Regions from separate parts of the Homo sapiens genome. Here region 2 is linked to region 1. A link is an interaction called in ENCODE POLR2A ChIA-PET data of the cell type or tissue named here. Cell type or tissue: A673. All regions are shown on one strand. Links, peaks and the distances in the headings refer to the core of each region. The heading gives the core; the rest is flanking DNA.

Evidence for each region. ChIA-PET counts read pairs that join two places held together with the same protein. Peaks named below come from ENCODE experiments on the same cell type or tissue, not always from the same donor. Only the 100,000 strongest peaks of a DNase experiment are listed, where the experiment ranks them.
Region 2: POLR2A ChIA-PET joins it to region 1 with 5 read pairs; 1 of 35 experiments calls an interaction of 5 or more read pairs at or near these places.

The regions. Positions count from the first base shown.
Region 1 is chr12:110,852,446-110,867,615 of GRCh38, reverse strand. CCDC63 (coiled-coil domain containing 63) reads right to left here. Exons shown (of 12, transcript NM_152591.3): 2 at 14,653-14,757; 3 at 14,042-14,211; 4 at 8,841-9,030. The coding sequence starts at 14,661. Among named protein-coding and RNA genes, the nearest start is that of CCDC63, 13 kb to the right of the region's middle. RefSeq lists enhancers at 6,821-7,321, 13,468-14,667. In A673, for the core only: no CTCF peak of the experiment used is centred there; a DNase peak (open chromatin) is centred at 6,535; H3K27ac peaks cover 3,388 bases.
Region 2 is chr12:110,040,945-110,056,114 of GRCh38, reverse strand. It overlaps C12orf76 (chromosome 12 open reading frame 76), which reads left to right and starts at 7,593. Exons shown (of 2, transcript NM_001389625.1): 1 at 7,593-7,752; 2 at 13,656-14,938. The coding sequence starts at 7,620. The coding sequence ends at 13,741. RefSeq lists enhancers at 6,645-6,904, 13,103-13,616 and a silencer at 7,825-7,884. In A673, for the core only: a CTCF peak has its summit at 12,792 (motif pointing left); a DNase peak (open chromatin) is centred at 12,774.

The sequences.
Region 1 (15,170 bases), core at 4,408-8,407:
CGGCCAGCCGCCCCGTCTGGGAGGGAGGTGGGGGGGTCAGCCCCCCGCCCGGCCAGCCGCCCCGTCCGGGAGGGAGGTGGGGGGGTCAGCCCCCCGCCCGGCCAGCCGCCCCATCCCGGAGGTGAGGGGCGCCTCTGCCCGGCCGCCCCTACTGGGAAGTGAGGAGCCCCTCAGCCCGGCCAGCCACCCCGTCCGGGAGGGAGATGGGGGGGTCAGCCCCCCGCCCGGCCAGCCGCCCTGTCCGGGAGGGAGGTGGGGGGGTCAGCCCTCCACCCGGCCAGCCGCCCCGTCTGGGAGGTGAGGGGCGCCTCTGCCCGGCCGCCCCTACTGGGAAGTGAGGAGCCCCTCTGCCCGGCCAGCCGCCCCGTCCGGGAGGGAGGTGGGGGGGTCGGCCCCCCGCCCGGCCAGCCGCCCCGTCCGGGAGGGAGGTGGGGGTGTCAGCCCCCCGCCCGGCCAGCCGCCCCCTCCGGGAGGGAGGTGGGGGGGGTCAGCCCCCCTGCCCGGCCAGCCGCCCCGTCTGGGAGGTGAGGGGTGCCTCTGCCCGGCCGCCCCTACTGGGAGGTGAGGAGCCCCTCTGCCCGGCCAGCCGCCCCGTCCGGGAGGGAGGTGGGGGGGTCAGCCCCCCGCCCGGCCAGCCGCCCCGTCCGGGAGGGAGGTGGGGGGGTCAGCCCCCCGCCCGGCCAGCCGCCCCGTCCCGGAGGTGAGGGGCGCCTCTGCCCGGCCGCCCCTACTGGGAAGTGAGGAGCCCCTCTGCCCGGCCACCACCCCGTCTGGGAGGTGTGCCCAACAGCTCATTGAGAACGGGCCAGGATGACAATGGCGGCTTTGTGGAATAGAAAGGCGGGAAAGGTGGGGAAAAGATTGAGAAATCGGATGGTTGCCGTGTCTGTGTAGAAAGAAGTAGACATGGGAGACTTTTCATTTTGTTCTGCACTAAGAAAAATTCCTCTGCCTTGGGATACTGTTGATCTGTGACCTTACCCCCAACCCTGTGCTCCCTGAAACATGTGCTGTGTCCACTCAGGGTTAAATGGATTAAGGGCGGTGCAAGATGTGCTTTGTTAAACAGATGCTTGAAGGCAGCATGCTCGTTAAGAGTCATCACCAATCCCTAATCTCAAGTAATCAGGGACACAAACACTGCGGAAGGCCGCAGGGTCCTCTGCCTAGGAAAACCAGAGACCTTTGTTCACTTGTTTATCTGCTGACCTTCCCTCCACTATGGTCCCATGACCCTGCCAAATCCCCCTCTGTGAGAAACACCCAAGAATTATCAATAAAAAAATAAATTAAAAAAAAAAAAAAAGAGTGGCTTAAGCAAATTACGGTTTATCTTTTTCTCATAAAAAGTTGCTGCTGCCTGTAACCCCAGCACTTTGGGAGGCCGAGGCAGGTGGATCACCTGAGGTCAGACGTTCAAGACAAGCCTGGCCAACACAGTAAAACCCCATCTCTACTAAAAATACAAAAATTAGCTGAGCATGGTGGTGCACATCTGTAATCCCAGCTACTTGGCAGGCTGAGGCATGAGAATTGCTTGAACCTGGGAGGCAGAGGTTGCAATAAGCTGAGGATGCACCACTACACTCCAGCCTGGGTGACAGAGGGAGACTCTGTCTCACATATACAAAAAAAGAAAAAAGTTGCTGAGCTAAGTTCCATAGCTCAAAGAAGTAAGGACAAGATCTCTGTAATTCACCTGACAGTTCCCTTATTGTTAAAAGATGACTGCCATTGCACCGACCTTCACGGTCTTATTCCAGGGAGGAAAGTAGAAGATGCAATACGTTTGAAGAGGTAGGTCATCTATCTGGAAAGCAAGACTTTCCCAGAAACCCCAACAGACTTCCTCTTAAAACTCACTGTCCACCCTTAGCTGCAAGGGAAGATGGGAGGAGCATTTTAGCTGGGCACAAGACCAGCTTGAACAAAGTCAGAAATCTGTTAGAGAAGAAAAAGTAGAGAATAGGGGAACAGTTGTGTCACCCGCAACACTATTTAGTTAACGGTTGTTCTATGAAAATTCATGCCTGATATCCCAGATCTTTCGGTTTCTAAAGCCAGAACTCTTATTTCTTTATGAAATCTCACAATTTTTTTTCTTTTTTCTTTGTCTCTTCTTTTTCTTTTTTCTTTTTTTTTTTTTTTTTTGGTATATGCTGAACATCTATCAATTATTAATATGTTGTCAACTAATGAAATCTTAAACAATAAATGGGCCACAGCCTTCCTGTCACCAGGCTTAATCCATCCTGAGATCTACCAGTTTGAGATCCTTGGTCTACATCCACATTTAGAGTCATGGAGCCACAGCGCTCTGATGAAAGATGGATTTTAGGCAGCAAGAAGTGCCCAGTGGAAGACAGAAGAGTGACCCAGAGCCAGAGAGCTGGCAGAGGTGGCACCCAGGACTGTGGTAGACACAGTGGCTGGTGGCTCCCCACATCCATTCCTCCCATATCCAAGGCCACCGTGAGAAACCCCCTCTGCCTGTGATGTATTGATTCCAGAGTAAGCAGGACTAAACCAGCTGGGGCCTCTCTATTGGGAAGGGATGTCTGCTAAGGAAACTTCTAGAAAAAGTCTTCTCATTCCTAAAAGAGTTATTGGAGGACAGGGTACATCTCCTGAAGGTAGTGTCAGTCTGGGTGTGGTGCCTGGAATTGCTGCTCCCATCTTGCCCCAGCCAAAGGATAACACCCAACATAGCTGACAGCAAAATTGAGCTGCTAAACCAACCAGCCCTGAAGTTTGCCTTACCTTTGCACTTCCTGTCATATGAGACAAAACATTTCCTTATTACCAGTCATCTATCAGGGAAGGTGGTCTCCACCCCAGCTCCAGGGGATAGAGCATCACTGGTCTAAGCCGAGTGGAAAACATTTTATTTTCTCTTTTTTTTTTTTTTGAGATGGAGTCTCACTCTGTTGCCCAGGCTGGAGTACAGTGGCGTGATCTTGGCTCACTGCAACCCCTGCCCTCCCAGGTTCAAGTGATTCTCCTGCCTCAGCCTCCCAAGTAGCTGGGATCACAGGCATGCACCACCATATGCAGAGATGGGGTTTTTACCATGTTGGCCAGGCTGGTCTGTTCGGAACTCCTGACCTCAGGTGATCCTCCCACCGCAGCCTCCCAAAGTGCTGGGATTACAGGCATGAGTCACGGCGCCCAGTCTCTTTTTTTTTTTTTTTTAAGACAGGGTCTCGCTATGTTGCCCAGGCTGGTCTCAAACTCCTGGGCTCAAAGATCTTCCTGCTTCAGCCTCCCCAGTAACTTGACCACAGGCAACTGTGTAGGACTCAGAAAACTTTTCTTAAAGGGCCAGATGGTAAATATTTTAAGCTCCACGGACTAAGAGGTTATAACCAGGTACTCATACAATCATTTAAAAGTCAAAGCCATTCTTTGCTGGAAGACTATAAACAGATAGGCTGGATTTGGCCCTTGGCCTGTAATTTGCTACCCCTGGTCTACTCAAAGCCAGTTCTGGAAATTCTACTTCCCTTTGTCAGTGATTGACATTGAAATGGGCATATATGCCAGCCATGGCTGATGAGGGGAAATCTGCCAGAGGGATTTTGTGAAATACTCTCTCCCATCTCATCTTCATGTCTTTGAATGTGGTTCTGTGAGGATGAATGTGGCTATGGCAGAAGCTGATGCCAGCTGATGACTGCTTTGGCAGTCACCTTGTGACCATGAGGAGCAGACCAGTAAAGAAGGTCAGAGAGAAAAAGACAAACCATCATTGCAGAGATGCTAAACCATCCCTGGAGGTTGGACATGGTGGCTCACGCCTGTAATCCCTGCACTTTAGGAGGCTGAGGTGGGCAGATCACTTGAGGTCAGGAGTTCAATACTAGCCTGGCTAACATGGTGAAACCCCATCTCTACTAAAAATACAAAAATTAGCCAGGCATGGTGGCACATGTCTGTAATCCCAACTACTAGGGAGGCTGAGGCAGGAGAACTGCTTGAACCCGAGAGGCAAAGGTTGCAGTGAGCCGAGATTGTGCCACTGCACTCCAGCCTGGGCAACGGAGCAAGATTCTGTCTCAAAAAAAAAAAAAAAAATCCCTGGGACAGCCTATTTCCAGTCAGATATTTTGTTATGTGATAACAACATAATAACAACAAACCTCTACCCTCTCAATTAATACCTCTTGAGAATTCTGTTACTTGCAGTCCAACCTTTCCTCACTGGTACATCATGCGAGTGGCAGCTCGGATGATCAGGTGTCAAGGGAACTGTTGGGTTTCACATAAACTGATGAGGCATATGAATGCTATTACAATGGATACTAGCTGTGGTTTGGACTTCAGCTGGAACACACACACACACACACACACACGTGTGTGTCACTCAAAGCGAGACTAAAGGGCTTCACCTGCCCCGACACACACAGTGGAGTCAGGCCCCCGCTCTACTTTGGTGTCCCTTCTGTTCCGTGCACAGGCAGCGCCCCCAGTGCAAACCCTCACTAACTCACCAATGAAATAAAACAAATAGCTGGGCCTCAGTGCAAACCCTCACTAACTCACCAATGAAATAAAACAAACAGCTGGACGCCGTGGTTCATGCCTGTAATCCCAACACTTTGGGAGGCCAAGGTGGGTGGATCACCTGAGGTCAGGGGTTCGAGACCAGCCTGGCCAACATGGTGAAACTCCATATCTACTAAAAATACAAAAATTAACCAGGCATGGTGGCGGGTGCCTGTAATCTTAGCTACTCAGGAGGCTGAGGCAGGAGGATTGCTTGAATCTGAGAGGTGGAGGTTGCAGTGAGCTGAGATCACACCACTGCACTCCAGTCTGGGTGACAGAGTGAGATGGTCTCAAAAAAAGAAAAAAAAAAAGAAAAGAAAAAGAAAAGAAAGAAAACAACCAATTTGTTTTCCTATCCACAAGGGCGGCATCTCCAGACTGCGCCATCACCTGAAGGCAGGCCCGCCCCCACTAGAGTTGGGCCTGCAGTCCTCCAGCTCCGGCTCCCTGTTAAGGGAAGCTGTGGCATCAGCATTTCCTGGTGGCTCTCATGAGTACATTCAGAGTTGGATTTCCTTTGGAGTCTTTACGTCAGATGCTGCTTTTGTGATGCTGGGAGTCATTCAGCCTCTGCACAATGGGAGACATTCTCCAAGGCAACGGCTGGTGGAGAATTGTATTCCCTAAGCAAGATGCTGTCTTCCCATCGGCTTATTAACTATTTTGCGAGGAAGGCCAGGTAGGGCCTGGGGAGGTCCCCACCTCCAGTGACCTCCTGTGAGGACGAGGCTTTGCCCATCGAGGGTGGGCATGGGAGGAAGGGATTCTGGTAACTGCCACCCTGGAATGAAATTGGGCAAAGATGGTTTGCACTGGGCAGTGAGCCCCAGAAACTTCTGAGGACCCCACGCTGTGTTGCCTCTTCCTAATGCTTCTAAAGACCCATGGCCCCAGCTCCTCTTCAATTTTTCTCTTTATTCCCTTTATTGCCTCCTTTGTCACCTTTCAGTCATTTATTCATTCACCAGTGTTTATTAAACACCTGCTCTGGTGCCAGACAGCAGGGGTGGGTGATGATAATAATCAAGACAGAGGGTCTCTGCCCTCTGAGAACTTACAATCTAGGACTGGAAACAAGCCACGAAGGGGGCGTCAAGCCCTAGGGGACAGGAGACACAAGGTATTTCGGGCACGCACAGTAGGGACATCTAGTGGGGAAAGATGAAGGGATGATGTCCCAGCAGAAGTAGCATTTGAGGCCGGGCACAGTGGCTCACACCTGTAATCCCAGCACTTCAGAGGCGGAAGAGGGCAGATCACTTGAGGTCAGGAGCTCGAGACCAGCCTGGCCAACACAGTGAAATCCCATCTCTACTAAAAGTACAAAAAAAAAAAAAAAAATTAGCCAGGCACCTATAGTCCCAACTACCCTGGAGGCTGAGGCAGGAGAATCGCTTGAACCCAGGAGGTGGAGGTTGCAGTGAGCCGAGATCGCACCACTGCACTCCAGCCTGGGTGACAGAGTGGGACTCCGTTTCAAAAAAAAAAGAGCATTTGAGCTGAGACCTAAGTGATAAATAGGAGGTCTCCAAGCAAAGAGGACAGGGAAAGGCACTCCAGGCAGAGGGAATAGCACACGCAAAGTCCTGGAAGTGAGGGACAGTACTGTGGGCTTAAAGGACACGAAGAAGGCCTCAGTGGGTGGAACACAGAGCAGGTGGGGGCAGGGGAGGAGGTGAGAGAGGCAGGCAGAGCTGATGCAGCCCCACTGGGGAGTTGGGCCTTTATGGAAAGAACAACAGGAACTTTCTGAAGGGTTTGAAGCAGACAAAAGATGTGAAGAGATTTCCAGATTCATTCAGTAGTGATCTGGTTTGGCTCTGTGTCCCTCCCTAATCTCATGTTGAATGGTAATCCTCAGTGTTGGAGGAGGGACCTGGGGGAGACAATGGGATGGTGGGGGGTGGTTTTTCATGAATGGTTTGGCACCATCCCCCTTGGTATTGTCTTGGCGATAGTGAAATCTCATGAGATCTGGTTGTTTAAAAGTGTGTGGCGCCTCCCCCGTCTCTCTCTTCTTCCTGCTCTGGCCATGTGACGTGCCTGCTCCCCCTTTGCCTTCCACCATGATTTATAAGTTTCCTGAGGCCTCCCCAGAAGCAGAAGCTGCTATGCTTCCTGTATAGCCTGCAGAACTGTAAGCCAATTAAACCTCTTTTCTTTAAAAACTTCCTGTCTTGGCTGCATGCCGCGGCTCACGCCTGTCATCCCAGCACTTTGGGAGGCCGAGGTGGGTGGATCACCTGAGGTCAGGAGTTCGAGACCAGCCTGGGCAACATGGTGAAACCCCGTCTGTACTAAAATTACAAAATTAGGTGGGCGTGGGGGTGCCTGCCTGTAATCCCAGCTACACGGGAGACTGAAGCAGGAGAATTGGTTGAGCCTGGGAGGCAGAGGCTGCAGTGAACCAAGATCATGCCGCTACACTCCAGCCTGGGCGACAGGAGTGAAACTCTGTCTCAAAAATAAATAAATAAATATTTAAAAATAAATAAACTACCTGTTTCAGCCGTTTCTTTATAGCAATTAATTAATACTATAATAGAAATAGTAAATGTTTACTGAGGATCTACTGTGTGCGGGACACTGGGACAGGCACGGGGTTGCGGGCAGGGGTGGCACTGTAGAGAACAAAATGGATGTGGTCCTTGCCCTTGTGAAGCTGTCAGGCTGCTTAGGGAGCCGTTAAACACCAGAATAAGGCATAATGACAATGGTGGGAAGAGCTATGAAGGGGGTACTGTGGGGAGCCATGGGATCCCCCACTTGCCCCCCAGACCCACTGCTCTGTGCCCCAACAGGCTGACCTGGCTGCATCGCTGAGGGGCTCCCTTGCACTGAGGATCAGAGGGTTGGAAGAAAGGGGAGCCATTGCCCCTGGCTTGCCCCAGGCTCTCCAAGTTCCAGACCACTGCCCCCTCCCCCGCTGTTGCGAACCCTAGTGTTTCAATGTCCCTACTCATGCTCATGCCCACACCCTTGTAAATGGTTCCTGCATTAAACTCTTCTCAAAGTACCCTGCTGGGGGTGCTCTGGGTTCCAGCCAGAACCTGACTGACACAGGGAGGTATAACCTGGAGAGGGGGCACAGAAAAGGCCTCCCTGAGAAAGTCACATTTAAGTTGAGACCTGAAGGACAAGCGGGAGTGGGGGAAGGGGTGGGAGTGGGGGAGCATAAGCAAAGGCCCTGAGGTGGGCCAAGGGGTAGGCAGGGGCTAGATCACGCAGGGCCTTTCAAGCCAGGGTAAGGGGCATGACCATTAATGTTGTCCTGCAAATACTTCCAGCTCTTTGCCTTCCAGATAATGAGAGGGTGGCCCTTCCCGGACCCCTTTGTGGATGGGTAGGATCACGTACATGACTATTTTCTCTTGCTTTTTCTTTTCTTTTTTTTTTTGTTACCATAATCAGAAAACACGACTATTTTGAGCCCCTGGGTCATGAGCAGAAGTGACGTGTTTCAGCCAGGCACGGTGGCTCACGCCCGTAATCTCAGCATTTTGGGAGGCCGAGGCGGGAAGATCATTTGACATCAGGAGTTTGAGACCAGCCTGGCCAACATGGTGAAACCCTGTCTCTACTAAAAATACAAAAATTAGCCAGCATGGTGGTGCACGCCTGTAATCCCAGCTACTCAGGTGGCTGAGGCATGAGAATCACTTGAACCCAGGAAGCAGAGGTTGCAGTGAGCCAAGATTGCACCACTGCATTCCAGCCTGGGCAAGAGAGCAAGACTCTTTCAAAAAAAAAAAAGAAGTGACATGTTTCACTTCCAGACTGGAATATTCAATGGCCAGCATGAAACCCTCTAGAACTCTTTCTTTCCCATAATACCTGGCAATGTTCAAGATGGTGGCTATTCCTTCAGCCTAGTCCCAGTGTGAGAAGATATAAGGGCTCTTAGCCAACCCACAACAGTTACGTGTCATCAACAAGGAAGAAACCTTAAAGTTTTAAACCACTAAGAATGCGTGAGGGGGTGGCATTTATTCCTGCAGCATAACCAAGCCTCTCCTAACTGATAGGGTGCAGCTGTGGGGGTTTATTCACGGTGCAGCAGGTGGCACTGGGGAGCACGGCGGAGGGATGGATTGGTATGGCTGAGCCTGGATACTGGAGCCCAGAGGTCTCAAGGGTAGCGAGACGATAGCAGCAGTCACATTTAGCGGGCTGTCCAGAGGAGATACTGTGATACAGGGGTGTCAGGTCTGGCCTAAGGCATCACGAATATGCACCCCAACTCCTCCCCTTTGCTCTGTGTTCTGGTTAACCCTTTAAGAGAAAGACCACACCTTCTCATCCAGTTCAGCCAACAGCACTTTCAGGGATTTAATCAATGCCTCATAGTCCTCCTTAGTTTGGAGCAGGAGTCGCAGCTCCATGTAGTTCTTCTCACTCCGATTCATGTTCCTCGAGGATTTCATGAGACTCAACAGTAGGGTGATCTCATCCTGCTCTGTCTTCAGGGTCTTGATCTCCTTGCTGTTGGAAAAGCAGCCCATGATTAACCCCAAACCCCTAAGTTTAACTTGACGGAGCACTCCAGGCACATCAGCCCTGCAAGGAGACCGGGAGAGAGGAATTTCCCACCTGAGCAAGCAGGCAAAAGGGACGTGTCCATGGTCTCAGATCCAGGTCTGGAAGCCTGATCACCTGAGACCTGGTTCACCATGATTTCCTGCTGCCCTGCCTTCTCTGAGGTGGGTATTTTCTCTAGGTAACAATTTGCAGCTGTGCCTGTCAAAACCCATTACTCAGACATGGAGGAAACCCCCACGTTCTCCTTTGCCAGCAACTCCCTGGCACCTGTCTGATTCTGCAGACCATCTTTCCAGACTTTACCGCCAATTATCTCCAGTAATGAGGAGCAAACCATCAGGCAGGATTTTATTTTATTTATTTTATTTTTTATTTTATTTTATTTTATTTTATTTTATTTTATTTTATTTTATTTTATATTTTGAGACAGAGTCTCACTCTGTTGCCCAGGCTGGAGTGCAGTGGCATGATCTCGGCTCACTGCAACCTCCACTTTCCAGGTTCAAGCGATTCTCCTGCTTCAGCCTCCTGAGTAGCTGGGACTACAGCCACAAGCCACCATGCCCAGTTACTTTTTGTATTTTTAGTAGAGACGGGTTTCGCCATGTTGGCCAGGCTGGTCTCGAACTACTGGCCTCATGTGATCCACCTGCCTCGGCCTCCCAAAGTGCTGAGATTACAGACATGAGCCACCGTGCCTGGCCAGGCAGGATTTTTCAAGTTTGCATCAACACAGGGATGCATAATAGCCTCTAAGCTCCACCAGTTTCTCTCCTTGTGGTGCTAATGAGGAAATGTCTACCGGGATGTGGGAAAACAGGGGGATTTGGAAAAGAGCAAAGGGAGCTTGAAAGACTGCACAATGGAACAAGGGGAGATGGCACAGAGGCTGAGTTTCTGGCAGTCTGGAGACTGACACCCACTCCCCAATGTGGTTTGCGGATCAGTAGCATGAATGTCCTTTGGAAACTTGGAGAAATGCAGAATCTCAGGTGCCCAACCTGAGACCAATTGGATCAGAATCTGCTTTATTACAGGATCGAGTGTCCAGATGCTTCAAAAGTTTTGGACACACTGCTATAGAACAGTAAAGAATGTTCTACAGGCCCGGCGCAGTGGCTTATGCCTGTAATCCCAGCACTTTAGGAGGCCGAGGCCAGTGGATCATGAGGTCAGGAGTTCGAGACCAGCCTGGCTAAGATGGTGAAACCCCATCTCTAGTAAAAATACAAAAAATTAGCCGGGGGGGGTGGTGGGCGCCTGTAATCCTAGCTACTCTGGAGGCTGAGGCAGAGAATTGCTTGAACCCGGGAGGCGGAGGTTGCAGTGAGTTGCGATCGCGCCACTGCACTCCAGCCTGGGAGACAGAGCAAGACTCCATCTCAACAATACAAAAACAAACAAACAAAAAAGAATGTTCTACAGGCCTGGCGCAGTGGCTCACTCCTGTAACATCAGCACTTTGGGAGGCCGAGGCAGAAGGATTGCTTGAACTCAGGAGTTTGCGACCAGCCTGGACAACATAGTGAGGCCCTGTCTCTACAGAAAATATTAAAAGTAGCTGAGGTGGGAGGATTGCTTGAGCCCAGGTGGCAGAGGTTGCAGTGAGCTGAGATCGTGCCACTGCATTCCAGCCTGGGAGACACACAGTGAGACCCTGTCTCAAAAAAAAAAAAAAAAAAAAGAAAGGAAAGGAAAATGTCCTAGGACAGGAGTTGGCAAACCGGCCAAAAAGTGAACCAACAGGCATGGCTGTGTGCCAATAGAGATTTAATTACAAAAAACCAGCAGCCAGCCAGATTTGGCTGTAGTTTGTAGATCCCATTCTAATAGGACGTTCTGCAGTGATGAAAATGTTCTCTGAGGGGCCCATAGTATCCACTTAGGCACAAGTGATTGTTGAGCACTTGAAATGCGGCTATTTCAGCAGAACTAAATATTATTTTATTTTATTTATTTTAATTAATTACAAATGTAAATAGCCACATTTGGCCAGTGACCTCCTGTCTTCTCAACCAGCCTGGGGACTCTTCTGCCCTGCTTAAGCCCCTCCTGGAAGGAGGCGGGCGGGGGAAGCTGGGGCGAGTGTCTTTGTTAAGGTGGAGAGAAAAAAGAGAGTACAATACTCTACAAGAGTTAGGTTTTCAGGGTGCCGTGGCTCATGCCTGTAATCCCAGCACTTTGGGAGGCCGAGGTAGGCAGATCACCTGAGGTCAGCAGTTCAAGACCAGCCTGGCCAACATGTCGAAACCCTTTCTCTACTAAAAATACAAAAATTAGCCAGGCATGGTGGTGGGCGCCTGTAGTCCTAGCTACTCAGGAGGCTGAGGCAGGAGAATCGCTTGAACCTGGAAGGCAGAGGTTGCAGTGAGCCAAATTTGCACCACTGCACTACAGCTCGAGCAACAAAGCAAGACTCCATCTCAAAAAAAAAAAAAAAAGAAAAAAAAAAGAGGTTTTCAGAGAGGGTTGGTAAAAGCAAAAGGAAGGTGTGTCTGTCTTGCAGGCAAGGCCAGGACTGGTGTAAAGGGAGTGAAGTACCCCAAAACCTTAAGTTACTCCCTGAATGTTGTAAGCCAGGGTTGGTGCTGGGGAAAAGTGCTTCCTTAAATACTGTATAGGTGTTTCACTCTAAAGAACCTAAACTTGGCCTGGTGCGGTGGCTCATGCCTGTAATCCCAGCACTTTGGGAGGCCGAGGCGGGTGGATCACCTGAGGTCAGGAGTTTGAGACTAGCCTGACCAACATGGTGAAACCCCATCTCTACTAAAAATACAAAATCAGCTGGGTATGGTGGCACATGCCTATAATCCCAGCTACTCGGGAGACTGAGGCAGGAGAATTGCATGAACCCAGGAGGCACAGGTTGCAGTGAGCCAAGATCGCACCATTGCACTCCAGCCTGGGCAACAAGAGCGAAACTCCATCTCAAAAAATAAATAAATAAAATAATAAGAACCTAAACTCTCCACTCTTCCACCCTCCTCCTCTTCAGTTCCATCAAAGTGAAACCAGATCAAATGGATTGACTTAGTAGAGCCAGAAGCCTGTGTGTGGGGTGCTGTTGGGGTGAAGAAGGGTTAAATTCAAGAAAAATTGTCAGAGACATATCAAAAGGAGGCATTTCCTGATGCCCACCAGAGGTAGGCTTGCGAATCAGGTCAGCCAGCCACAGATGTGCAGGTTGTGGCCTGCACAACCCTAGGAAGCACCACCAGCTTGAAAACACACCACTGTTTTGTAGATTTATTACACTTTTCTGGGAGACACTTTCTTGTTCTAACAAAATCTCTACATAATGACAATTTTTCCAACAGATGACAGTAAAGCGTCTTGAGAAAGTGTACCTTTTAAAAAAATTCACATGGAGGTCCCTTATGGGCTAGCCCTGGCCCTGAGTAAGTTGAATCCATGGAAAATCTAAAGAATCCCTTTTCAGGCCGGGCATGGTGGCTCACGCCTGTAATCCTAGAACTTTGGGAGGCCTAGGCGGGCGGATTGCTTGAGCTCAGGAGTTTGAAACCAGCCTGGGCAACTTGGTGAAACCCCATCGATACAAAAAATTAGCCAGGCGTGCTGGCACACGCCTGTGATCCCAGCTACTCAGAAGGCTGAGGTCGGAGAATCGCTTGAGTCTGAGAGGCAGAGGTTGCAGTGAGCCGAGATGGCACCACTGCACTCCAGCCTGGGTTACAGAGCCAGACCCTGTCTCAAAAATAAAAATAAAAATAAAAATTCCTTTTCCCCATCCTGTGAACTTCTCATCTAACAGTAAGATTTCCTTTCTAACAATGGACAGTTTCTGCCTTTATAAACAATATGGATGCAGCTAAGGAATTACATTCCCTTGGAGGGAATCTAAGAAAGTCTGCTTAATGTTTGTGTATTCAACCCCAGGGAACACCTTTCTGTTGCCTGAAGAAATGATACACACAGCTGGGCATGGTGGCTCACACCTGTAATCCCAGCACTTTAGGAGGCCGAGGTGGGTGGATCATCTGAGGACAGGAGTTTGAGACCAGCCTGGCCAACGTGGTGAAATCTTGCCTCTACTAAAAATACAAAAATTAGCCAGGCATGGTGGTGGGCGCCTGTAATCCCAGCTACTCAGGAAGCTGAGGCAGGAGAATCACCTGAACCCGGGAGGCGGAGGTTGCAGTGAGCTGGGATCACGCCATTGCCAACTCCAGGTTGGGCGACAACAGTGAAACTCCATCTCCAAAAAAAAAAAAAAAGAGAAAAGAAATGATACACTCCAAAAAAAAAAAAAAAAGAAAAGAAATGATTGTAATTTCTGATGCAATCCAATTTCAAATATTCTATCTTGCAGTTCTCATAAGACACACAATTAGGAAACGTTGTTAGGGTTTCCGCCTTCTCTGGGAACTCCTCCACTTCCCTGGTAGGACCAAGGGAGTGACAGCCCCAGACATTTTTGTGTCCCTTGCCCTCTCAAGCCACAGCTGATTGGACCAGGAGGAGACTGCTAACCCAAGCTGAGCCTATCAGAGTCTCCGTCTCCCAGGAATGTGAGGTTGGAATTGATTCAAGACCCTCTCTCTGTGCAGCTGGTAAACTTGAGAGCTGGAGCAGCCACTTCCCACCAGCTGAGGCTGAAATTCAGAGAGAGAGAGAACAGAAGTCATGTGCGGAGAAAAACAGAAACCAGAACTCTTTCCTCAATTAGGTCCTTCCCTGAGATCTGGGTGCCCTGCCCACCAGGGGTCCCCAAAACACCCTGCATTCTGACAAGAAATTCCCCCTCTTCACTGAAGCCATCTCAAGTGAGTTTCTCTTGAAACTAGGCTCTGCAGATAAAAGACCGTGGATCCTCCAATGGGGCTCAGAGGTGGCTCCCTGCCCCAGGGGTCACAGAACAGAAGACAAGCAACATGAAGCCCAACCCCAACTTTCCTCCAAGGTCACTCAGTGCGAAACTCCAACCATCACTTACTACTGACTCGCAATCTTCTGCTGGTTTCGGAACTTAAAAGACTTCCGGCTTTCCACCATCTTCCTGAACTGCTGCCTTAGCTTCCGGAGCTCTGCCTCCGCCTGCTGCTCTTTGGCCTTCTCCGAAGGTTCCTGGGGAGTGTCGGAGTCTTTTCTCCTGTTCTTCTTCAACTGGGGGAGATGGAGAGGAGTGGGAGGCCGTAGTGGGCCAGGTGGCTAGAGAAGCCCACAGATGGGCTTAAGAGTGAAGGGCAGTGGGGGTGGCTGGGCCATGGCTAGAAGTGGAAGACCTTCCCTTGGGTGATGTCAGCTGCTTGTCTATTACATGGAAAACCCACCCTGGCTTGCTAGGGTGGAGAGATGACTGACTTGTAATTGCATACTGTGGTGAGGGGAGGGTATTCTTTGGGGTTCTGGGTTCAAACTCTGACTGTGCCATCTAGTGGGAACTTGGGTGAGTCACTGGATGTCTCTGAGCCTCCAGCCTCCCACCTACAAAATGGGTGAGCACAGATCTGTTTGTCAGGATGAGACGAGCTAACGTGTAAAGTGGATGGCACAGTGCCTGACCCCATAGTAGGTGCTCTGTGGCTGGGAGCTGGCATCACCTACCACAGACATCTTGAAGGAACCGCACTTTGCCTCCACTCAGACACTGTACCCAGAGAGCTCAAAGCCAGTGAGCCTTCCTCTCTCTCTCTGTCTCTCTGCAATGCCCTGTTCATGGTGGCAAAAGGAAGAGAACTTGTAAGCCACCCCTGCTGGGGGTGCAGGTCAGAACGGCACCTCCTCCCTCCCCCTGCCATCCCTTCCTCCACCCACACCTTGGCACATGAGGAGGATACCCAGATGGCTGCCCGGGTGTGACAAAAGGCACTTATTTGTTTTAAAGCAATGTTTGCCTGGAACCTGGTTCTCTCACCATTTATTATTAGGAGCTGGGCAGATGGTTCTGGCGTGTCAGTTACCCTCCTGCTCCCTGTGTACCCAAAGAGGGGGCAAAATGGCATCAGGGGGCCGGGCATGGTGGCTTATGCCTGTAACCCAGCACTTTGGGAGGCCAAGGTCGGTAGATCACTTGAGGTCAGGAGTTCGATACCAGCCTGGTCAACATGGTGAAACTCTGTCTC
Region 2 (15,170 bases), core at 10,303-14,302, 820 kb after region 1:
TTTTTTCTTTGACACAGCACTGAAACTTTTTTTTTTTTTTTTGAGATAGAGTCTGGCTCTGTTGCCCAGGCTGGAGTGCAATGGCGCAATCTCAGCTCACTGCAATCTCTACCTCCCAGGTTCAAACGATTTTCCTGCCTCAGCCTCCCAGGTAGTTGGGATGGTTTAGGAGTCATGCAGCTGGAGGCTACAAGATTCTGACCCTCCCTAAACTGCTCCTAAGATCAGTGCTTGAGATATTTTGCAGACCCTGCACTTGATGGATCAGCTCAGTAAACTGACTCATCTGATCTTGTGGCCCCTTCTCAGGAACTGACTCAGCACAAGAAGACAGCTTCGACTCCCTATGATTTCATCTCTGACCAATCAGCACTCCTGGCACACTGGCTTCCCCCAACCCACCAAGTTATCCTTAAAAACTCCATTCCCTGATTGCTAGGGGAGACAGATTTGAGTAATAATAAAACTCCGGTCTCCCCCACAGCTGGCTCTGCACGAATTACTCTTCTTCTATTGCAATTCCCCTGTCTTGATGAATCGGCTCTGTCTAGGCAGCAGGCAAGGTGAACCCTTTGAGCAGTTACAATTCTATTTAATACCTCTGTCTCTGCCAGGCACGGTGACTCACGCCTGTAATCCCAACACTTTGGGAGGCTGAGGTGGGTGGATCACCTGAAGTCAGGAGTTCGAGACCAGCTTGGCCAACATGGTGAAACCCTGTCTCTACTAAAAATACAAAATATAGCTGGGTGTGGCGGCGCATGCCTGTAATACTAGGGAGGCTGAGGCAGGAGAATTGCTTGAACCCAGGAGATGGAGGCTGCAGTGAGCAGAGATAGTGCCACTGCACTCCAGCCTGGGTGACAGAGGGAGACTCTGTCTCAAAAAAAAAAAAAAAAAGCTTCGTCTCATATATGCTGATTAGGCCTCAAATCTGGATCTCTTACCTCTTAGCTCAACATCTTTCTTGACAATCTTTCTTTTTAAATAAATGCTATAGAAATACTAAAATGTATTGTGAATAATGTAACACCCACATACCATCATCCAATTTAACAAATAAAGCATTACTAATCCAGTTTTGCTCCCTGCAAACTCATCCTTCATCTCATTCTCTGACCTTTCCCTTTATAAACACCCTGCAGCCAGGCACAGTGGCTGCACCTGCAGTCCCACCTATTTGGGAGGCTGAGACTGGAGGATCTCTTGAGCCCAGGAGTTTGTGGCTGTAGTGTGCTGTGACTGCACCTGTGAAATAGCCACTGCGTTCCAGCCTCGGCAACACAGCAAGACTCCATCTCTAAACGAAATCCTGAATTTGACATTTGTCATTCCCTTGTTTGTTTTTATATTTCTAAACACATATATGTCTACATATGTAAAAAATATAATTTTTACTTTTTTATTGGGGTGAAGTTCATATAACACAAAATTAACCACTGTAAACATGAACAGTTCAGTGGCATTTCAGAGAGGTGTGCAACCACCACATCTAGTTCCAGATCATTTTCATCACCCCAAAAGGACACCCCATGCCTATTAGTAGTCACTCGCCATTTCTCCCTCCCTCTGTCCCCTGCAACTACCAATCTACTCTCTGTCTCTATGGATTTACCTATTCTGGGTATTTCATATAAATGGAGTCAATCAATATGTGTGGCCTTTTGTGACTAGCCTCTCTGAGGTAGCAGACATAATGTTTTCAAGGTTCATCGATGTAATAGCATGTATGAGTACCCTGTTCCTTTTTTATGGCTGAATAATATCTCATTGAATGGATAGACCACATTTTGCCTATCCATTCATCCATAGATGAACATTTGGGTTATGTGAATAGTGCTGCTATGCACATTCATGAATAGGTAGTTGTGAGTACATGGTGTGGCTTTGGATTTCTCTAAACTTTATATCACACTGCAGCTTGCTTTGTTTTTTCAGTGTTAGGTTATTTCCATGTTGATATGCACAGCTCTAGTTAATTCATTTTCACTGCTCCAAAGCATCCCATTTTTAAAATTATTTTATTTTATTATTTTTTTTGAGACAGGGTCTTGCTCTGTCGCCCAGGCTGGAGTGCAGGGGTGCAATCACAGCTTACCATAGCCTTGACCTCCTGGGCCCAAGCAATCCTCCCACCTTGGCCTCCATCTCTACAGGCTCGTGCCACCACACCCAGCTAATTTTTGTATTTTTCGTCAAGACAGGGTTTTGTCCTGTTGTCCAGGCTGGTCTCGAACTCCTGGGCTCAAGCAATTCCCCTGCTTCAGCCTCCCAAAGTACTGGGATTACAGGCATGAGCCACCGCGCCTGGCCCAAAGCATCCCATTGTATGAATCCAACAATTTATCCATTTATTGTTTGAGAACATTTAGGTTATGTCTTGCTTTCCCTCTTACAAGCAATGCTGCAGAAGCATTCTTGCCCATAACTCCAGCACATGTACAAGAGTTTCTCTAGGGCACATATATAAGAGTTTTATTGCTGGGTCATGAGGAATGCTCTTCTTCAAATGTACTTGCTATTGACAAATATGAGCTATCTTTTCAGGAGCCTCCCAGTGGTCCTCAGCCCTGGCTATGCATTAGAATCAGCTGGGAACTTTTTTGTTTTCCCCCCAAGACAGAGTCTTGCTTTGTGACCCAGATTGGAGTGCAGTGGTGCAATCTCGGTTCACTGCAACCTTTGCCTCCCAGGTTCAAGCAATTCTCCTGCCTCAGCCTCCGGAGTAGCTGGGATTATAGGTGCACACCACCAAACCTGGCTAATTTTTGTATTTTTAGTAGAGATGGAGTTTCACCATGTTGGCCAGGCTGGTCTCGAACTTCTGGTCTTGAGTGATCCACCCACCTCGGCCTCCCAAGGTGCTGGGATTACAGGCGTGAGCCACCGTGCCCAGTCTCACCTGGGAACTTTTTTTTTTTTTTTTGAGACAGTCTAGCTCTGTCATCAGGCTGGAGTACAGTGGCACGATATTGGCTTACTGCAACCTCCACCTCCTGACTTCAAGTGATTCTCCTGCCTCAGCCTCCTGAGTAGGTGGCATGTGTCACCACGCCCAGGTAATTTTCCTATTTTTAGTAGAGACAGGGTTTCGCCATGTTGGCCAGGATGGTCTTGATCTCCTGACCTTGTGATCCGCCCACCTTGGCCTCCCAAAGTGCTGGGAATACAGGCGTGAGCCACTGCGCCCAGCCATGAACTTTTAACAAATATATAGGTATCTGGATAACTCCCCAGACTCACGAAATCATAGTCTCCAGGGATGGATCTGGGGAGCTGCAATTTTGAAAGCTCCCTGGGTGGTTACATAGCCAAGGTGGAGAACAGCTGGGGCTGAGTCTTGGCCCACTCTGTCTCAGCTTCCCAAGGTCAGCTCATACAGGGCAGCCATCATCTTAGACTTGCTAATATTATTCAGCAGCTGGGCAGAAAGAAGGGACTAAATAAATAAACTGAATGAGTAAACAAAGCATTTAAAACAAACTCTTTAGGCTGGACGCGATGGCACATGCATGTAATCAGTCACAGTAACTATCTCCTACTGTTGTGAGGATTAAAGGGGATGTTGCATGTAGAGCACTTGGCACGTATTAAGTGCCCAATAAAGAGTAGCTCCTGCAGCCTGGTGTGGTGGCTCACACCTGTAACCACAACATTTTGGGAGGCTGAGGTGGAGAATCGCTTGAGGCCATGAGTTTGAGACCAGCCTGGGCAACATAAAGAGACCCCTGTTTCTAGAAAAAATAATAGAAATTAGCCAGGCGTGGTGGTACACACCTGTAGTTCCAGCTACTCAGGAGGCTGAGGTGGGAGGATCGACTTGAGCTGAGGAGTTGGAGGCTGCAGTGAGCTATGATTGTGCCACTACACTCCAGCCTGGGCAACAGAGCGAGACTCCGTCTCAAAAAAAAAAAAAGAAGGCCGGGCACGGTGGCTCATGCCTGTAATCCCAGCACTTTGGGAGGCCAAGGCGGGCGGATCATGAGGTCAGGAGATCGAGACCATCATAGCCAATACGGTGAAACCCCGTCTCTACTAAAAAAAAATACAAAAAATTAGCCAGGCGTGGTGGCGGGCACCTGTAGTCCCAGCTACTTGGGAGGCTGAGGCAGGAGAATGGCATGAACCTAGGAGGCGGAGCTTGCACTGCACTCCAGCCTGGGCGACAGAGTGAGACTCCATCTCAAAAAAAAAAAAAAAAAAAAAAAAAGAGTAGCTGCCATTTTCAATGTTATTGATAAAGCAGGTGGGTGTTTCTGGAAATGCACCAGACACAGCCTTTGACTAGAAGGTGCAAGCTGGTGAACCCACTGGAGTGGGACTTTATGACTTGAGAAGCTGTCCTATCCATGAGGGTCCATGTTAGGCAATGTTAAAGAATGGGATTGGGGGCCGGGCATGGTGGCTCACACCTGTAATCCCAACACTTTGGAAGGCCAAGGCAGGCAGATCATGAGGTCAGGAGTTCAAGACCAGCCTGCCCAACATGGTGAAATCCTGTCTCTACTAAAAATACAAAAATTAGCCTGGTGTGGTGGCGTGCGCCTGTAATCCCAGCTACTCAGAATGCTGAGGCAGGAGAATCGCTTCAACCTAGGGGGCGGAGGTTGCAGTGAGCCGAGATCACACCACTGCACTCCAACCTGGGCGACAGAGCAAGACTCCATTTAAAAAAAAAAAATGAGATTGGGGGCAGCAGCTTTCCTATAGCGAGTGCTCAGTATGTGCCAGATACTGGGCAAAGGAGTTTGCAGACATATATCATTTGATCCTCACAATTCATGAGGCAGGTATGATTATGCTTCCCATTGTGCAGAGAGGGAAAACGAGTCACACGGAAGCAAGTCATGCAGCCGAGCTAGGATTGGAACGGAAGTGGCCTGCAGAGCCTGCCTCCCACCCCACTGTGCTATGCCTCCCATTGATGCTTTCCTGTGCCTGCCATTTAGCTTTGCTCTGGTGAGTGGCAAGCTGTACCAGTGGAAAGAGCCTGTCATCAGTTCTGTGCACAGCAAGGTGAAAAGGACAGCAGAAGTGAAAGAGGAGATCGTGGAGAAAGAAATGAAGAAGTTGGTGCACAGTGTCTTTAACATGGCAGATTACACCTTCCCTTTGCAGGTGAACACCTGGTAGTGTTAACGGACCCCAACACTTACCCAAAGGTAGCCATTGGGTCAGGTTTCTGCACTATAGTCCCTTCTGTGGTTGCCAGAAATACGTTACAGGAAAAGGGTCCCGATCCAGACCCCAAGAGGGGGTTCTTGGATCTAGCGCAAGAAAGAATTAGGGCAAGTCCACAGTGCAAAGTGAAAGCAAGTTTATTAATAAAGTAGTGGAATAAAAGAATGGCTACTCCATAGACAGAGTAGCCCCCGAGGGCTGCTGGTTAGGCATTTTTATGATTATTTCTTGATGATACGCTAAACGAGGGGTGGATTATTCATGCCTCCCCCTTTTAGACCATATAGGGTAACTTCCTGACATTACCATGGCATTTGTAAACTGTCATGGCGCTGCTGGGAGTGTAGCAGTGAGGACGACCAGAGGTCACTCTTGTCACCATTTTGGTTTTGGTGGTTTATAGCAGGCTCCTTTACTGCAACCTGTTTTATCAGCAAGGTCTTTATGACCTGTATTTTGTGCTGACCTCCTATATCATCCTGTGACTTAGAATGCCTTAACCGTCTGGGAATTCAGCCCAGTAGGTTTCAGCCTCATTTTACCCAGCTCCTATTTAAGATGGAGTTGCTCTGGTTCACACGCCTCTGACATTTGTATTGCACATCCATTGTGAGGTGAATGATACTAATCCCACTACAAATCAAACCTTCAGGAGGTGAGGCAATGTGTGAGGTGGTAAAGCCTCCAGATTCAAAACTATGCTTGGGTCAAATTCTAGCTCTGCCACTTTGTGTGTGCAGTGTTGGGCCAAACACTTAGCTCAATTCCCTCATGTATTCAGCAAACAGTTACTGAATATAATATGCTACTCTTCTAGTCTTGTAGCAGGACGAGCCGCAGACAAAACCTCTCAGACACCGAGTTGTAGAAGGAAGGGCTTTATTCAGCTGGCAGCATCGGCAAGCTACTGCCTTAAAATCCGAGCTCCCCGAATGCACAATTTCTGTCCCTTTTAAGGGCTCCTCACAGCACTAAAGATTTCACATGAAAGGGTCGTGATTGATTTGAGCAAGTAGGTGGTACGTGACAGGGGCTGCATGCACCAGTGGTAAGAGAGAAACAGAACAGGGCAGGGAGTTTCACAACGTTCTTCTATACAATGTCTGGAATCTATGAATAACATCGGTTTCTAAGTTATGAGTTGATTTTTAGCTACTGGGTGTGAGGCCTCTGAGCCCAAGCCAAGCCATCGCATCCCCTGTGACTTGCACGTATACATCCAGATGGCCTGAAGTAACTGAAGATCCACAAAAGAAGTAAAAATAGCCTTAACTGATGACATTCCACCATTGTGATTTGTTTCTGCCCCACCCTAACTGATCAATGTACTTTGTAATCTCCCCCACCCTTAAGGTACTTTGTAATCTCCCCCAACCTTAAGAAGGTTCTTTGTAATTCTCCCTACCCTTGAGAATGTACTTCGTGAGATCCACCCCTGCCCGCAAAACATTGCTCTTAACTTCACCGCCTATCCCAAAACCTGTAAGAACTAATGATAATCCACCACCCTTTGCTTACTCTCTTTTCGGACTCAGCCCGCCTGCACCCAGGTGAAATAAACAGCCATGTTGCTCACACAAAGCCTGTTTGGTGGTCTCTTCACACACGTTTGGTGGTCTCTTCACACACATGAAACTGGGTTTAGGCCAGGCAGGCCCAGGCCTGGTTTCGGGCCTGGCGCCGGGCTGCCCGTCTTTGGTTTCACTTCCTTGTTGTTTCTTCTTAAAACAGGTACTGAGTATAAAACAATATAAAACAAAATGAGAGGGTCTCTCTCTCCCCCAGTCTCTGGGACAGAGCAGAGAGCAAGAACAAAATCGCTGTGCTCGTGGACTTTACATGCTAGGGCGGAGCAGGTCCTCAGAAAATCATCAAATGTACGTTAAATGTATAAGGTAAATGGTGATGAGTCTAAAGTGAATGGGGGGAATGGAAGAGAACGAAGGTAGGGAGAATGTACATTAAGGGAAAGGGAGGGTTGCAATTTTAGAAAAGGATGTCTGGGCAAGGGCTCCCTGAGAAGATGGCATTTGTACTATAGAAACACAGTATCTATTTTCCAGGCCCGTAATGAAGGTTTAATAAGAAAATGCATGGATTCGTAAAAAATCTTCAATAGGCCCCAAATGGACCTACAAGACCTCGACCCCAATGGATGAGGGAACGCTAACCACAGCAGAACGGTAATCGCGGCGAACGTTGGCACAGACGGAAAGTTGATCTGAACGGAAAGTTGGTCCGGGGGAAACATTAGTTATTGAGGAACGTTAATCCGGAACAAATCTTAGGCAGAAGCGGAACTTAGACCAGGACGCACAGTTACCATGGCAATGACGCGCGCCCTAAGGGCGGTGGCAGCGACGCAGAGAGACCTGGGAGGAGACAGAGGCAGGGCTTGCGACGGAAGTGGCCTCTCTGCTTCTGCAGGGCTGGGGAAGATGCTGCGTCCAGCGTTACCGTGGCTGTACCTTGGCCTCTGCAGCCTCCTGGTGGGGGAGGCAGAGGCCCCGAGCCCCGTGGATCCGCTGGAGCGGAGCCGGCCGTACGCGGTGCTGCGAGGGCAGAACCTGGGTGAGCGGCCCTCGGGCTGGCGGGCGGCGGGTAGTGCCTGAGCTTTCACTGCTCCGGGTGCTGGAGCCGGGCATGTACGGAGCGGACAGGGGATAGAGTGGGGAGATGGGTGAGTGCGGGGGGTGCAGGTGAGGCCCCTCAGGGGGCCCCGAGACTCCCTCTCCAAAAGCCTGGGGCAGAAGGCCTGAACTTTGCCTCTCAGCAAGTGCTCAATATGTGCCAGAACCTTCGCCTCCCAGGTTCAAGCAATTCTCCTGCCTCAGCCTGCCGAGTAGCTGGGATTACAGGCGCACACCACCACACTTGGCTAATTTTTGTATTTTTAGTAGAGATGGGGTTTCACTATGTTGGCCAGGCTGGTCTCAAGCCTGGCATGGTGTCCAGTAAGCTCTCAATATGTACTGCTTGCCCATGAATGAACTGCAATCGGGAGACCTGGGTCTCATTCTGGGTCCTCTCCTCTCTGGCAGTGTGGGCTCAGGCTAGGCAACAAGGCACATCATTTACCCCACCCCTCTTCTTTCCCAGAGGAGCCAGTATTTATTGCAAAAATGATAACAGTTTTTGAGCATTTCCTACATCCCATGTCTTGTGCTACGCACTTTGTATACGCGAATTCATTTGAGCCTTACAATAACTTAATGAGAAACGTACGGTTTGCAGCCCTTTTTTTTTCTTTTACAATAGTGTCTCCTCTGTCACCCAGGCTGGAGTGCTGTGGCACGATCTTGGCTCACTGCAGCCTCGGCCTCCTGGGTTTAAGTGATCCTGCCACCTCAGCATCCCGGGCGAGTAGCTGGGACTACAGGCGTGCACCACCACACCTGGCTCATTTTGTTGTTGTTGTTGTTTACTTTTTGTAGAGGTGGGGGTCTCGAACTCTTGGGCTCAAGCAATCCTCCTGCCTCGGCCTCCCAAAGTGTTGGGATTACAAGTGTGAGCCACCGCACCTGATGTTGCAGCTCTATTTTTCAGATAAGGAAAATGAAACTCAGAGAAGTGAAGTTATTTGCCCAAAGTTACATAGCTAGGAAATGATGAGGCCAATACTAGAACCTGTTTGGGGGCTTGAAACATAAGTTGTGGGAGGATATCTTCAACACACACACACGCTGCGTAAATATGTGTGTGTGCATGGCTTTGGCTTTGGAAGGAGTTCTGGAACTTAAAGCTTGGCAAACTTCACAATAAATCTGCCCCTCGCCAAAGTCTTCCCTTCCCACTGTATCTCCTTGGTACATCTGTATATCTACAAAGTGGCTATTAGTATCATTTTGGATTATCTTGACTCTACATGAACTCAGTGTTTGCCATGTGTTGACGACTTACTGTGTACCTAGCACTCTACTAAATAGTTTCCACACATTATCCCACTCGATCCTTCAGAACAGGGTTTCTCAACCTGGATATTACGACATGTTGGATAAATGATTTCAGGGGGCGAGGGGCAGTGGGGGGGCTATGATAAACACTGTAAGAAGTTTGGTGGCATCCCCAGCCTTTAGATACCAGTAGCACCCCCTACTCCTAATCAAGATAGTCAAAATCTCTCCAGACATTGCCAAATGTCCACGGTACGCCAAATCCCCATTGGATACCCACTGCTGTGGAACAGTACTACTCAAAGGGTAGTCTGCAGACCAGTGTGAGTCTGCAAACTATGTTATCTGCAAAGAGATGACTACAGAAATTGAGAGTGTTTAGAAACTTAACAGTTTGACATTGTTGCAACATCCAAGCACTTAGAGACCAGTTCTAGGTGTCTCTGAACTGGAATGCTTTGCAGATGAAGGGAACTGGTTATTAGTCATGCACAGTAGGGCTATGTAGTGGTCTGGGACAGACTAGAAATTATAAAAACTACTCCTTTGCCATAGATAGTTTGAGAAATGCTGTCCTAGACAGTTCCGTACAGTTGGTATTTATTTATTTTTTTGAGATGGAGTTTTGCTCTTGTTGCCAAGGCTGGAGTGCAGTGGTGCGGTCTCAGCTCACTGCAGCCTCCGCCTCCTGGGTTCGAGCAATTATCCTGCCTCAGCCTCTTGAGTAGCTGGGACCACAGGCGTGTGCCACCACGCCCAGGTAATTTTTGTATTTTTAGTAGAGATGGGGTTTCACCATGTTGGCCAGGATGGTCTCGATCTCTTGACCTCATGAACTGCCCACTGTGGCCTCCCAAAGTGCTGGGATTACAGGTGTGAGCCACCACGCCCGCCCTAAAACATTCTTTTAAGGTTCTGCCTGGGCCTGCAATTCAGGCAACTGTCACTGCATGCAAAGTGTAGGGAGAAGTGAAAAGATGACGACTGGGAGAATTGATCAGGCCCCAAATGCATGGCCATTGTGTACCTAACAACTCATGGTTTTAAGCTCCTTTTTAAACTTTATTTTTATTATTATTTTTTATATGGAGTCTCACTCTGTTGCCCAATCTGGAGTGCAATGGCATGATCTTGGTTCACTGCAACCTCCACCGCCCAGGTTCAAGTGATTCTCTTGCCTAAGCCTCCCAAGTAGCTGGGATTACAGGCACCCACCACCGTGCCCGGCTAATGTTTGTAATTTTAGTACAGAGGGGGTTTCTCCATGTTGGCCAGGCTTGTCTCGAAGTCTTGATCTCAAGTGATCTGCCCATCTCGGCCTCCCAAAGTGCTGGCATTACAGGTGTGAGCCGCTGCGCCTGGCCTTTTTTATTTTTTAAAGGTAGATTTCCATTCCCCAATTCCAATCTTCTGCATTCCTGCTTTGGGAGTTTTAAGTTTTTTATTTTTTATTTTTTTGAGATGGAGTCTCGCTCTGTTGCCAGGCCAGTGCAGTGGCGCGATCTTGGCTCACTGCAACCCCCGACTCCCTGGTTCAGGTGATTCTCCTGCCTCAGCCTCCCGAGTAGCTGGGATTACAGGTGCCCGCCACCATGCCCAGCTAATTTTTGTATATTTAGTAGAGACGGGGTTTCACCACGTTAGCCAGAGTGGTCTCGATCTCCTGATCTTGTGATCCGCCCGCCTTGGCCTCTCACTGGGATTACAGGCTTGAGCCGCTGCGCACAGCCGAGAGTTTTAAATTTTTTTTGGAGTTCTTCCAAAATGCGAGATGCAAGAAAATGTTCTTAAATGGAATAAGACAACTTTAAGTCCAATTGTAGTCCAAACCATAGAAACTCAGAATTCAGGACTTTTGAAAATTAGGGCAGGTATTCAGTTAACAAGGGCTATTTTAAGACATGACATTTAGTTCACGTAGGTTGGAGATTTTGTTTGACAAAGATCTTAAAATTACTTCTGGCCTTTGGAGTTATGACATGCTGTCTTTGTCACCTTCTCCTTCCTTCTTCCCCCTCACTCACCAAAAAAAGATGAATTTTCTTTTCTTTTCTTTTTTTTTATTTTGAGACGGAGTTTCGCTCTTGTTGCCCAGGCTGGAGTGCAGTGGCGTGATCTTGGCTCACCGCAACCTCCGCCTCCCGGGTTCAAGAAATTCTCCTGCCTCAGCCTCCCAAGTAGCTGGGATTACAGGCATGCACCATCACGCCCAGCTAATTTTGTATTTTCAATAGAGACAGGGTTTCTCCATGTTGGTCAGGCTGGTCTCGAACTCCCGACTTCAGGTGATCTGCTTGCCTTGGCCTCCCAAAGTGCTGGGATTACAGGCGTGAGCCACTGCACCTGGCCTGATTTTTCTGTATAGTCGGTTTTAAAATAATAACCGGTTTAAGCGTGGAGGGTGTGTGTGGGGTGGGGGGGTCACAGATACTACAAAGTTACTGATTTAAATAAAACTATGGTCAAATCTTGGTTTTTCTTTTGTTTTGTTTTCTTTTTTTTGACAGAGTCCCTGTCGCCCAGGCTGGAGTGCAATGGTGCGATCTCGGCTCGCTGCAACCTCCGCGTCTGGGGTTCAAGCGATTCTCCTGCCTCAGCCCCCTGAGTAGCTGGGATTACAGGTGCCCGCCACCATGTCCGGCTAATTTTTGTATTTTTAGTAGAGATGGGGTTTCACCATGTTGGCCAGGCTGGTCTCAAACTCCTGACCTCGTGATCTGCCTGCCTTGGCCTCCCAAAGTGCTGGGATTATAGGCATGAGCCCCCTTGCCTGGCTAAATCTTGGTTTTTCAAAGGAACAGTAATGAGACTGAAGAACAACCATGGTTAGGCCCTAGCTGGAACCTGGGATGGGCCCACATCCCTACAGACACACATCAGTGTACATTTGCTTGTTTTGAATGCTTCCCAAGATCGCTGAGATAGTTACAGAAACAAGATTGCGTATCACTGCTGCTGTTGAAGAAACCTCTGACAGGTTGCTGGTTACGCTAGTTTTTTTTTTTCTTTATTTTTTTTTTTTTGTTATGTAGTAGTTTAAAGCCCAGGTCCTTATCCTGTATCACCAGGGCTCAACTTGAGTAATCAGTTGTAGTTCCCATTTCTCACCTGAGCACCTTGAAAATTTCAGATGTGAAATTTAGTCTTAAAAACGTAACATTTTTTTTTTTGTTTTTGTTTTTTTTTGAGACAGAGTCTCCCTCTATTGCCCAGGCTGGAGTGCAGTGGTATAAGCTTGGCTCACTGCAACCTCTGCCTCCTGGGTTCAAGCAATTCTCCTGCCTCAGCCTCCTGAGTAGTTGGGACTACAGGCACACACCACCACACCTGGCTAATTTTTTTTGTATTTTTAGTAGAGACATGGTTTCACTATATTGGCCAGGCTGGTCTCGAACTCCTGACCTCGTGATCCGCCTGCCTCGGCCTCCCAAAGTGCTGGGATTACAGGCATGAGCCACCGCACCCAGCCAAACATAGCAGATTTGTGAGTTAGTTGCTTCTTTGCTCAAAAGGCCCTGTCAAGACTCATCTTGAGACTGAAATACTTTATTGAATCTCCAGGTTTTTATTAATGGCTTTAAAGGCATAGTTGGGCATCCTGCTCTCTTGCTCCCCTATAGTCAAACAATTCTCCACACAAAAGCCAGAGGAATCTTTTTTTTTTTTTCCGACTAAATCAGATGATGTCATTCCTTTGCCTACAGCCCCCTAGTGGCTTCTCTTTAAACTTAAAATCCGTGTTTTCTTCATGGTCTCCAAGGCCTTGCACAGACCAGCCCCAGCCTTCCTTTCTGGCCTGATTTCCTGCCTCTCTTCCTGCACTCCTTGCCTGGTTGCCTCCCTTCTGTTCACTGAGTGTATTGGGCTTATACTGGCCTCAAGGCCCTTCCTTAGCTGATCTGTGGGCCTGCAGCATGCTCCCTGCAGAGCCTCACTCGTAAGGTCTCAGTTTTTTGTTGTTGTTTTTTTTTTTGAGGTGGAGTTTCATTCTGTCGCTTAGTGGCGCAATCTCGGCTCACTGTAACCTCCGCCTCTCGGGTTCAAGCGATTCTCCTGCCTCAGCCTCCTGAGTAGCTGAGTAGCTCAGGAGTAGCCTCCTGAGTAGCTGGCGGATGCCACCACACCTGGCCAATTTTTGTATTTTTAGTAGAGACGGGGTTTCACCATGTTGGCCAGGCTAGTCTCGAACTCCTGACCTCAAGTGATCCACCCACCTAGGCCTCCCAAAGTGCTGAGATTACAGACACGAGCCACCACACTCGGCCTGTCTTAGTTTGTGAGTCTCCTCCTCGGATGCTTCCTGACTGTCCCCCCTTCTTGCTGCCCACCCTGTCTCCATCCCTAGCATGTTACTGTTTTTTTTTTTCACGGTATATCAAGCTATGTGAAATGCTCTCATCTGTTTGTTTCTCCCCCAACTATATTTAGAGACAACTGGAGAGAGGATCTGTTTACAGCTGTTTGCACAGCACTTGACATAGTGCCTGGCAGCAAGTGGCATTTGATAAATCATTGGCAGTGAGTGGATGAATTGCCTAACCTGGAGCTGCCATTAGGAAGTAACCTGTTTTCCCTTTGCAGTGTTGATGGGAACCATTTTCAGCATCCTGCTGGTGACTGTCATCCTTATGGCATTTTGTGTCTACAAGCCCATTCGGCGTCGGTGACAGCCAGACAAGTTCTTCAATGAGTATTTGGGAATAGGATAAGTTGTGTTGCACACAGGCCAGTGGAGAAGTTGGAACCAAAACTTTCCTACTTGGAAATGACCTTTGGTCTGGACAGTTGGTAAATGCTAAATGAATTAGAAGAAAACATGTACTAGACATTATTTTTTCCTAACACTGTAGCGCAAATAATTGGCCCCTGAGTCCGCTTCTCAGTGTTTCTGACTGTACTTGTTAAAAGTAAGACCTGAAAGCTCCAAAGGTCAGTGTAAAGATGGAGTGTTCATGAGAAAGAAAACATGGTAACCTTGTGAGTGCCTGTAAGAACCACACTGTAAAGAACTCATCATTAATGCTTGAAAATGTTATTAAGAAGGAGACTTACCATGCAGACATTCCCTATTTAAGAACCATTTGGTTACAGTGGGTTAAGAATCACAGATTTTTTTTTTTAATCTCACCTGAGTTAGCCTAGAATGCGCTGGTTGCAAAGTGGTGTCAGCTGTGGGGATCTTGGGCCCTCGTTCCTCACCTGCATCCTGCCCTGCACTCAGGTGCTCCCCCTGAAGTCAGGGTCACATCAGGTAGACCTGTTACTATATGCACCTTTGGCCTGGAATGCTCTGAAGTTGGACTGGAAATGTTACTAGGTTGGCCTGTTACAAAAAGGACCCCATCCTGCTTAAACACATTGATCTCCCTTGCCCTGCATTTGAGTCTTTCTAGCCCACGGTCTGAAACTTGAGGCAGCTTTCCAGATTTGGAATGTAAAAGGCTCAGTGGGCACTCTGTTCATCCCTGGGTGGGGAGGGCCCAGCCAACAGAAGTGCATGTCCACTGTGCGGGCCAGTGTGTGTTTACACAAATTTCATCTCAGCTTTGAAAATGCTGCTATTAGTTTCCACTGTTGGTGAACTGGATTTTTTCCTCCTATTGAAATGATACTTTCATACTTATAAAGCTGTCGTCAATATTTATTTCAAGGTGCTAGATTTAATTTTGTTATTAAATTGAAATGCTTATCTTGTGTTCAAGCACAGCACTGATTTTAACAACCTGCATTTAATGTGAAGTAACCGAAGTAGGATACTGTAACTGTGTAAGGATTTTGTTTGTAATCTTGTAACATTGAACCATTGAAATGTTCAGTTCTTTGCTTTTGAGCAAAACGTCAATTAAAACTAAAGTAAAATCCTATATATTGTTTTACTCCACCAGTTATTTCCCAAGTGTTTGAAATGCAGGTGTGTGTCTGAATTTGATCTAATCACTTAAAGAAGCTCTGTGAAGTGAAATTTCTTTTTTTGAGACGGAGTTTGGTTCCTGTTGCCCAGGCTAGAGTGCAATGGTGCATTGTTGGCTCACTGCAACCTCCACCTCCCGGGTTCAAGCGATTCTCCTGCCTCAGCCTCCAGAGTAGCCAGGATTA